Linked DNA regions of Homo sapiens: region 1 is linked to region 2. Evidence: chromatin loops called from intact Hi-C (ENCODE). Cell type or tissue: endothelial cell of umbilical vein. All regions are shown on one strand. Region 1 overlaps FGGY (FGGY carbohydrate kinase domain containing). Region 2 overlaps FGGY (FGGY carbohydrate kinase domain containing).

Region 1 (5,000 bases), 260 kb after region 2:
TTGAAAGTTCCAGTGACCTCTCAGGTGTAATCAATATCATTAGAATGATAAAATATTTGGAACTGCTTTGGAAATGAAAATGCATGTAGACTTGGCGTCATTTGCTCCCCTCCAAAGAAGAGGGGCCAACCTTTGTGCCCCAGGTCTGAGGACCAGCTTCAGATTCTGGCAAGGTGAGGCAAAATTGAATTGCTTTCTTTCTGTGATTCATATTTTCAACCTGAACTTCAACACAGTCTTTTCTTTGAACTTCAGGGACCCTGGCTTGGTTTGCAGGGTACCTGCCTTCCCCTCCTTAAGAAAGTTGAGCAATTCCTGCCAGCACCTCAACTATTCCAGCAAGTCAGATGTTTTATCTTCTCATGGACCACACATCTGGTGGTTAGATGGAGGATTTCACTTCTTATCTAGATAGGCCAATTTTGGTAGACTCAACCAGAGTCACCTCCTTCAGATGCTGGGAAGGCTGGGAAGAATCCAGAGGACCCAGACAGTAGAGGTAGGAAAAACTTTTATGTGCTTGAGGAGACAGGGTTTTCATAGGCCCCTGAATGGATGATTTTCAGCCGGGGGTAGAGTCCTATACCTTTCTTGGGTGATACCAATGGATCCACAGCTGTAGATTTTACTTGTAGCTTTTGTAGACTCTGTGTATCTCAATTCTGGGAGAATTTTATCAGGGGAAGGGAGACTGGATGGAATATTCTGGTGGGCCCTTAATGAAAGATTGGCCAACAACAAGATCTATTGATATTGCAAATTTTGAAACATGCTGACAATTCCTAGCTTCCTTCTTTTGTTCTTTTATCCATTCAGATTCTCCTTCTCTTAGTTTGTCTCTGTCTCTCTTCCCTTGTCCTTTCCTGCTCTCTCTCTCCCTTTAGACATCTAAAGTCTTCTTACTATTTCTTTGTCAAATTCGGATCTCACAAAGGATACTGACATAGCCATTCGTTCATTCTAAAGAATACAATGACTAATACTATCTTAAAGAGTTGCCCCTCTTTAGAAAGGGTGTTTTCCTTTTAGTAGTTTTCAAAACTGTGTCTTTACTAAAGAGAACAGTCTCCTTGTGGACAAGTATTCTTGAAGGCAAATCATGATCAGCTTTATATCTGCGGTTTAATGAAAAATATGGAATCAAGCCACAGATATGCTGCTCTCACAGTAAAAATTTAGCTATTGAATAAGTGGGAGGGGACACAAAGAAGGCAGTTCACTTCCCCTCCCTTTACTCTTAGGAATGTGGAATCCCTGCAGTCTTGACCTCTGTGACCTTTCTACTTGATCCCTCCCCCATCATCAGTAGAGTACAAAATGATCCTCTGTAATTCTGAATATCTTGGAAAACAAATAATTATAATTAGAAGCTGAGAGTGTTCCATAACACTTCTCTAGGCTCCCAGGTCCTGGAAAATCAATAAACTGGAAAAAAACTAAGTTTATGAAATATCACTATGCTTACACTTTCTAAGCACAGACAGTTAAAAGATTCTAAGAAATACAAGGACAAATAAATAAAACAAGAAGCAGTTTCAAGTCGTTGTGAGAGAAAACTCAATCAAATGGCAAAGAGACAGCAACATGAAATGGCTCTCCACTTTCTGTTTCCTTCAGGCCCCCTGCAGATGTCATTAGCTTTCTGTAATTTCTTATCTTCAGGGGCAGTTTTTATTCAAGTCTATTTAGACAAAACAAGCTTTAATTCCAGCAGTGCTATTTGTCTTGAACCACCACCCCCCACCCTTGAAAAAAAGGAGTGGAGGAAGCATCTGAAGCAAAAATCAGTAAAAGGAGACAGTGACAAGAGATCAAAATGCATTCAGCAGTCATTTTAAGGGGAGTACCAGTGTAAAGAAAATAAGCCCTTGGAATCAGCCAATTAATCACAGACCTTCCTTCCTCCCACTGTGTGAGTGTTGCCACCCCTGTAAACCACTGACTCCATGCACTCTCACCATCAACTTTCCCTGTCACGTTCCAGACAGACTCCTGTGTCTTCAAGACCAATACATGTAAGTGGCCAGTTGAGAGCTGTGATTACTCACCCTTTCTGTAATGTGTGCCCACAAGATAAACCATCCATGCTGACCGCAGTGGTCTACCCTTGAGGTCATTCCTTGCAAACATCCTCATTGCTTAGCTGAAACCTCTACTTCTGTTCTTTTTCATGAAATTCACTTCATTTAGGGCCAGTTATACTCATCACCTGTTATGCATTTCAGAGCCTATGATTTTTGTATATAACATGTCTCCCATTCTATTTTATTTTGTAAGAGTCAACTTTCTGTGATTTTTTTTTTTAGCTCTATTTGGCTTTCTGTCACGATAAATAACAGTTTTGCTATTTGCAAAATAAAGCTGATTATCATTATTTTAGTTTCCAGAGGTTAGAAAAAACTGAAATACCGTAGATGTTCAGAAGTATGAAACCATCCCATTTCTCGGTGCATTCAATTTAGTTTACTTGCATTTTTTTCTTTGTCTGGAATACTAACATTTCATGTTCATTGGGGACAAAAATAAGAAAATTTAATTAAGATGAGTGAAAATATGAAAACATTGATCTTGTTATCCTAAAATAACCTATTTTAAATTATTTACTTATTAACTATTTAATATTATGGTTTCTATTCTCTTAGTCTTTTTGTACATATTTTAAAATCATTTTATACTTTTAAATTACAAAATGTATTATACAATGCATAAAGTTTTATCTTTTTAGACCTTTTTCCTATACTCAAAAATATGTAGTAAACTTCTTTATTTATCATTTTTGTAGGCTGCATAATTTTCTACCTAATAGAATATATTATAGCTTATTTCACCAGTCCTCCAGACTTGAATATTTAGGTTTTCTCCATTGTTTTAAAGAATGCTGCAACTGACATCTCTGTTACTAAATGTTTGCACACATCCTAAATTATCTCTATAAAATAAAATTAGAGGCATATAATTGTTCAGGCAAAAAGTGTGCCCAGCATTTAGGGTTCTGATACATAGTAATAATTTATACTCCCATCAGTAGTGTCTGAAAACTCAGGGTTTACATTTCTTGTATATAAGGAATCTCTTGCCATGGATTTTAGTTCCATTTTAGTTCTATTTAGCTTTCATCCCCAGGCCTCTTATAATCCTACTTATTTCACATATGGTCCTGATATTATCAGCTTTTTTTTTTAGTAGCCTTTTGCCCTTTGCTGCTTAAGCATGTGTTTCTGGATGAGATTCTGATTCCTAATTAAATAGATTCAGATTACTGATTGAATTTTCTGAGTATCCTGTCCCATATGTCAGTGTCCCTCAGAAAGTCAACAGAAAACTTTGGAATGGTATAATAATTAATAATTGAAAGAAGAATTCAATTAAGAATATGAAGTTGGCCCTAACATTCATTATTCTTATTGCCACACCTGGTTAACAATACATTCTTTTTTTTTTTTTTTAAGAGTTTTTTCGACCCCTCCAGAAAAAAAAAAAAAATAGAATAAAACAAAAATAGATCAGGTTCTGATTAATTATAAAACCTCTGGTTTCAATCCAGTTTGCAGAATGATACCATGGGTATAAAAGTCAAAACATTAGCTGAAAATTGTAATTTTTTAAGGAAATTATTTCAATATAAGATACACATCATTTGACTCTCTTGTTCCTTACAGAGTGATCCAAGAACAGGACCTGTTACTTTCCATCCATTGTCATTTCATAGACCCCTTGAAGCAACCCAGTGGTTGGTAGCAGCAATCTTTGTGCAGATGAGGACTCTGAAGCTCAGAAATGTTGTATAACTTGTTTAATACAAAGCCCACGCTCTTTGTATTCCATCAGACCATATCCTGTAGATACATATACATTGCTAGGGAAGTACACTATGGCAACTGAGACACCTCTCACAAGGTGGTATCGTTTATAAAAAATAGCATTATGTATTTGTCATCATTGCTTGGTTGAGTGTCCAACACAGAAATAAAAATAAGCAGGGTGCCCTCTTTGGCATGGAAATATTCTAATTCATTTCCCCAGAGAATGACCATACTCACCAGTATTATTTTGCTCTACTTGTTTGCTTTTAATCATAATATATGCCTGTTTACTTTTTGTAGCTATAAAAAGGTAGATAAAAGAAGCACTTTAGGTAGATATAAAAAGCACTTTAATTAAGAACATGAATTAAAAGATACTTCAATAATGAAGTACAATAGATTAAGGAATACTTTAATAGATTAAAATAACTTGAATTAAAAGATACTTAAATGCTATTGTTATTAACACAAAGGTTTAGGCTAACAAAACGCATTTTCCCAAATATCTCTCTCACCTCCCCCCACAATTTTTATTCAGGAATGTAAGAATTGGGCTTTTATAAAAGCAACCAAGGGCTAAACATCTACTAAGTTCTTAGAAACTTTGAAGGATTACAGAACTCTCTTTCTATAATAAGGTTTACCTGTTTGACTTGATTTTGTTCAAGATGGCATTTCATACTGGTGTAAACCTAAACAAAAATGTGTAAGATTTATCTCATAGAAAGACGTGCCTGTAAGTAATTAATTCCTCACTCTAATTACTATTTATGCCTTTACTTTTTATTGTAAACATTCTTGTTGGAATAAACTAGAAATAGGTTTTTTTTCTTTACACTAAAATAACTCATGAATAGCAATGAAATCCATGCTGTATAATATTCAAATGAGAGATCAGGAAAGACAAGGCTTTTAGTTAAATCAGTAATATTCTGTGATGGGGAAAATTGCCTTGAAAAATACACACACACACACACACACATGCACACACACACACACATACATACTACTAGAAAAAGTTTGAGGTTCGATTCAGAGTGTGGAAGGTACAGTGTCTTAAAAGAGTTTCAGTTGCAGCATTTAGGCAGATGATCAAGAATATGCAGAAGAAAACAAAAGAAATCATAATTATAGTTTCCTAACAGAGGTATTTGATCCTCTGCAGTGAACCATAAAAAACTAGCGTGGGATCAGAAT
Region 2 (5,000 bases):
CATTAGAAAAGACTGACCCTTGACAAGACCCACATTAGTGAAGTCGTTATTCCCAAGGAGTTGGGTATGTACTTCCCACGTGTTGTGAAAACAGGGCTCTATTACCTTGCCAGCAATACCCCAAAGGCAGAGGCTGTATTTGTCCTTGGATCTCAGTCTTTGACATTGTTTTGGGAAGGTATGATGAGAGGCATGAGGAAACCTCATCCATTTTGTGAGTCCAGTGTACTTAAACGGTAGAGACTGACTCCAGGGCATTTGGAGTTCACAGAATTTGTCAAATTATTTTTCAAGCTTGTAGGGTTCAAGACTTCCCCAAATGTATTTTTCCAAGTGCTTGTACCCTGGTGTCCATTAAGGGAAATGTACTCCATATGTTTCTAATTCTTCTACCCTGAAATGATCAAAATATTATATTGCTGAGATCTCTGAAGACTAGAAAGATCCTTTTCAATTTTTTTTTTCTCTTTGATGACACTAACAGAAATGGGTGATCCCAGTAATCACAAAGAGGCTCAAATTCACTCCCAAATGCCCGGCCACCAAGAAGCTTTGGACATAAGTATTTTTTGGGGGTATTTGTGCCAACTGCTGTTTTAGGACATGTTTCTGATAATGCTTTACACTTACCAGAAAAGCTGTTTTTGAAAAATCCAGTGTTGTCTTACAATCATTAATTTAAAAAAAAAAAGTTTCCCAAGTATTTTCTTAGAGCAAGGAGATCTCTTTCTGATGAAGAATACACTCTAGCCTAAAAAGCCACTTAGGTGGACCAGTTTCTTTGATTAACAAAAGTTACAAAGGGGAAAAGAAGAGTGTTAGAGAGGATACCTGTAACAAAAAGAGACAGGAGACATATGGAACACTCGTGGTGTGTCACCCTTATTTGAACCCTCATTCAAACAACAACTGTTAAGAAAAGTAAAACATAGGAGGCATATATCAATACAGAATGGCTATATGATGATATTAAGGAATTATTCTTTTTAATTATGATATTGATAATTAGCTATTTTTTGAAAGATACCTCCTTTTATAGATACATGCTGAAATATTTACAGAAAAATTTTTTAAAAGCCTGGAATTTGTTTAAAAAGAATCAGGGTGTGGTATAGTTAAAACTCCTCCCTCCCTCCATCTCTCCCTCTCCCCCTCTCTCCCTCTCCCCCTCTCTCCCTCTCTCCTTTTCTCCTTCCCTCACTCCCTTTTCTTCTTTTTTCCCTCCCCTCCTCCTTCCCCTCCTTTCTCCCCCACTGCCCCAGCTTCTCTTCCCTTCTGTTCTCTTTTTCTGGCCTTCATTTGGGCTGACAAGAAGAGGATGCATGTTTTATATCAGGTTGGCAGGTATACTTGAGATATATTGTCTTGGCAATACAAAGGCCTGACACTTCCTAGGGACCCAGATGGGTATTGTAGATGTTTAGGGCATGCCTTGACCTCTGAGTAGCCTTCTTGGGCTTGAGGTCTCATTTGACTAGACTACCACTCCACAGTCAGCCACTGTGGTCTGTTTTTTAAAAACGTTGCCATGATGAGAATGTGAAGGATTTGGGTTGAAGTTAAGGACACTTCCTTTTTATTATTAGTCTGGAGTTTTAAAGGAGATACCTGGGATCCCACCCTTACTTTGTTACTTTGATTTGGAGTCAGCCCTTGGCTTTGAGAGTGTGCTGTGATATTGGTCTGATTTAATCATTGCCTATGTAGAAAAAGAGATTAGATCACTGGATCCCAAACTAGCCTCAGAAAGTAAGTCATTGATGGCAAGAATCACCTGGAGAGATTTTCAGTTTAATTCTTAAAAAATTTAGTGACGATACTTGGATAACCCTCTGGGAATTCTGATTCAGTAGTCCTGGGTAGAAATAGAATCTAAATATCTGTAATTTTATCAGGTTTCTACACGATTCTCATGTTCCAATAGTTTGGTGATTTACCAGGTTCAATGCCTTTTAATAGATTCAGTTGCTCAGGAGCAGATTGAGGTTGTATTTCCATATAGTCCTACCTTGTAAAAAATGGATGTGTCAAGTTTTTTGTTGGTGTTATTGTTTTTAATTGTTATTTTGACTTGCTGGGCTGGGCGTGGTGATTCACGCCAGTAGTCCCAGCAACTTTGGGAGGCTGAATTGGGTGGATTGCTTGAGCCCAGGAGTTTGAGACCAGCCTGGGCAACATGGAAAAACCGATCTGTACTAAAAAACTGGAAAATTAGCCAGGTGAGGTAGTGCGTGCCTTTAGTCCCAGCTACTCAGGAGGCTGAGGTAGGAGGACTGCTTGAGCCCAGGAGGTTGAGGCTGCAGTGAGCTGTGATCATGCGCTGCACTCCGATTTGGGTGACAGCGAGACCCTGTCTCAAAGGAAAAAAAAAAAAAAGGTTACTTGCTTATGAATAAGACCTTCCATATAGCAGTTATTATATAAGCACTAGGTAAATATTAATAAATGGCAAATACTAAAAGGAAAGACAGGAAAAGGAAAGGCAACTGATATTTATTGAAGGCCTACTATTATAGTAAACTTGACTCATAATTTATATTTTCTTCTTTAATTTTAACCTTGGCATGCAATGATTATTACCCAATTTTGTATTCAGTAAAATTAAAGCCCAGAGAAGTTTAGTATTTTTCCTAGAGTCACATAGTAAACACGTGGCAGCAGGGGTGTTTGGATACTATTGTGCCAGGCAGCCTTTCCGAACACTCCAGCCTATTTCTCAATTCTTTCTTGGCTCCAGAGGATTGTGTAGCAGGAGGGGAAATCTGTTCAGAGATCAGGAAACTGGACCAATTGGGCAAGCTGCCAGAGCTTCCTTTACTGGATTGTACCAGCAAGTTTGTTTTTCTCTGTCCAATACTGGGTAAAGGTCCCACCGAAAGCCTTTGTCTCTGCTCAGAATGCCTGGTATGATCTCTGGGAAACTATTTGGCAAAGGAGTGTGGCAGCTGAAGCACAGAAGCCTCTCCTAGGTGGTTCACCCATATCTGATTTTTTTTTCTTTGGCACCTTGTAACAGACCTGAGAATGTTGAAATTTTGTGCCAACGTGGACACCATTCAGCATGTCAGATTTCTCTGATACCGTGAAGATCAATATGTTGGATGCAAAGGAAAAGTCCCAGCAATAGATTCCAGCCCTCACTGCCACTTACCTGGTATATTACAACAGCCTCCATACTGGTCTTCCTATCTGCAGCCTGTCCTCTGCTTTCCGGCCCACTTTTCTCAGGGGGATCCTCTTTCAAATAAAGGTCTGATTATGTTCCTCCAATATTAAACCCCTTCAGTGACTCCCCAGTTCTTGAGGAAAAAATGCTGAGTCTCTGAGCATAGCACTGAATACCCTTCCTGGTCTGGCCCTGTTTCTCCGCATGCTTCTCCCACTCCACCCAGCTTCTGGCAGGTCATACTACCGTGGCTCACCAAAGATGCCTTGGAAACCAGGTACTTTCATGTCTCTGTTTCTCCAGCTGGAGTTTCGTTCCTTCTTTGACCTGCCTGGCAAACTCCTATGCATTCTTTGATTCCTACTCCTTCATGAAGCCTTTCAGCAGTTTCTTTCTTAGCACAACTCTACCACCTTGTCTCACCTGTTCACAGACATCTGCCTGCCTCCCTCTCTAGGCTATGGTGCCCTCCAAGGGGAGGCAAGGTGTTGTTTTCAAATCATTCACAGTACTTACTACATAGGCCACTTACAGTCAGTGTGTAATAACTGAAGGAGGACTTGAGTGAATAGGCAAATAAAGATGGTTACCATGATAGGCCGAGATCTGAAAAGAAGCTAATAATCAATGCATGAAGATGTGTGAGGAACTTGTGTGTCTTCAGTACCATTCTAAATACCATACAAATACAGGTGCCGCCAGAGTGCTTGCACATGGCAGCTTCACAGCCCATTTGAGAAGTAGAATTAATACATGTGAAGAATGAGGCCGGGCACTGTGGCTCACGCCTGTAATCCCAGCACTCTGGGAGGCCGAGGCAGGCGAATCATGAGGTCAAGAGATTGAAACTGTCCTGCTCAACATGGTGAAACCCCGTCTCTATTAAAAATACAAAAATTAGCTGGACGTGGTGGCACACGCCTGTAATTCCAGCTACTCGGGAAGCTGAGGCAGGAGAATCGCTTGAACCCGAGAGGCAGAGGTTGCAGTGAGCCAAAATCGCGCCACTGCACTCCAGCCTGGCGACAGAGTGAGACTCTGTCTCTTAAAAAATAAATAAATAAAATAAAAGAATGAGTAAGAAAACCAAGAAAATATGCAATTTAGTTCAGCTTGTTTGGTGCTGGTAATACTTTATTTTTCATGTGTCGATTTTTGATCTCCACCTTGCACTGTGAGCTCCCTGAGGACAGGGACTTTGTCTTGGCAATTATGTCTTCACACTTGGCATACAGTCAGTTTTCAAGATATGTTTGTTCAATGAATAAATGGATGGTAGGCACCATTCAGTGCTGTTTAGGGTCAAAGGAAGGCATGATTTGTGTGGGTTGAAGTGGTCAAGGAGGGCTTCACACATAAGCCAGTTATGAAGGATATAGGCATTGAAGAAGCACTAAAACTGGTTGTGAGCTTTACTCTTCAGAGAGTCACAGTTTTAGAAAAGCTCTTGCTCTATTGGAAAGAATATGGGTTTTAGACCAAATACATCTAGAATCAAATTTGGACTCTTTCCCTTATCTGCTATGTGATCTTGAGATCTCTGAGTTTCAGTTTCCTTGCCCATAAAATGAAATCAATATTACTTCCCTTAGAATATGCTTGTGAGCCGTAAAAGCGATATCATATATAAAGCATGTAGCATAATGCCTAGCGTACATTAGGCTCTCAATAAATGGTAAGTAAAAGCTGATATATAGGTATAGTGTGTCTGAAATACCTGGGAAACATGGATTATTTGGATGACGTAGTAACATTTGATTAAATTTGCATGATTATTATATTGGCACATAACAATTAGAATTATAATAGATTCCAGTATTTTTATGGCCTTTTA

What was found. Peaks named below come from ENCODE experiments on the same cell type or tissue, not always from the same donor. Only the 100,000 strongest peaks of a DNase experiment are listed, where the experiment ranks them.
Region 1: it touches region 2 in a loop (1.9-fold over the local background); 4 of 110 quality-filtered maps call a loop at or near these places.

The regions. Positions count from the first base shown.
Region 1 is chr1:59,677,020-59,682,019 of GRCh38, forward strand. The region is part of intron 14 of FGGY (FGGY carbohydrate kinase domain containing); the gene reads left to right. Among named protein-coding and RNA genes, the nearest start is that of MIR4711, 54 kb to the right of the region's middle. In endothelial cell of umbilical vein, no CTCF peak of the experiment used is centred here; a DNase peak (open chromatin) is centred at 1,972; H3K27ac peaks cover 1,053 bases.
Region 2 is chr1:59,420,335-59,425,334 of GRCh38, forward strand. The region is part of intron 5 of FGGY (FGGY carbohydrate kinase domain containing); the gene reads left to right. Among named protein-coding and RNA genes, the nearest start is that of FGGY, 130 kb to the left of the region's middle. In endothelial cell of umbilical vein, no CTCF peak of the experiment used is centred here; a DNase peak (open chromatin) is centred at 2,787; H3K27ac peaks cover 405 bases.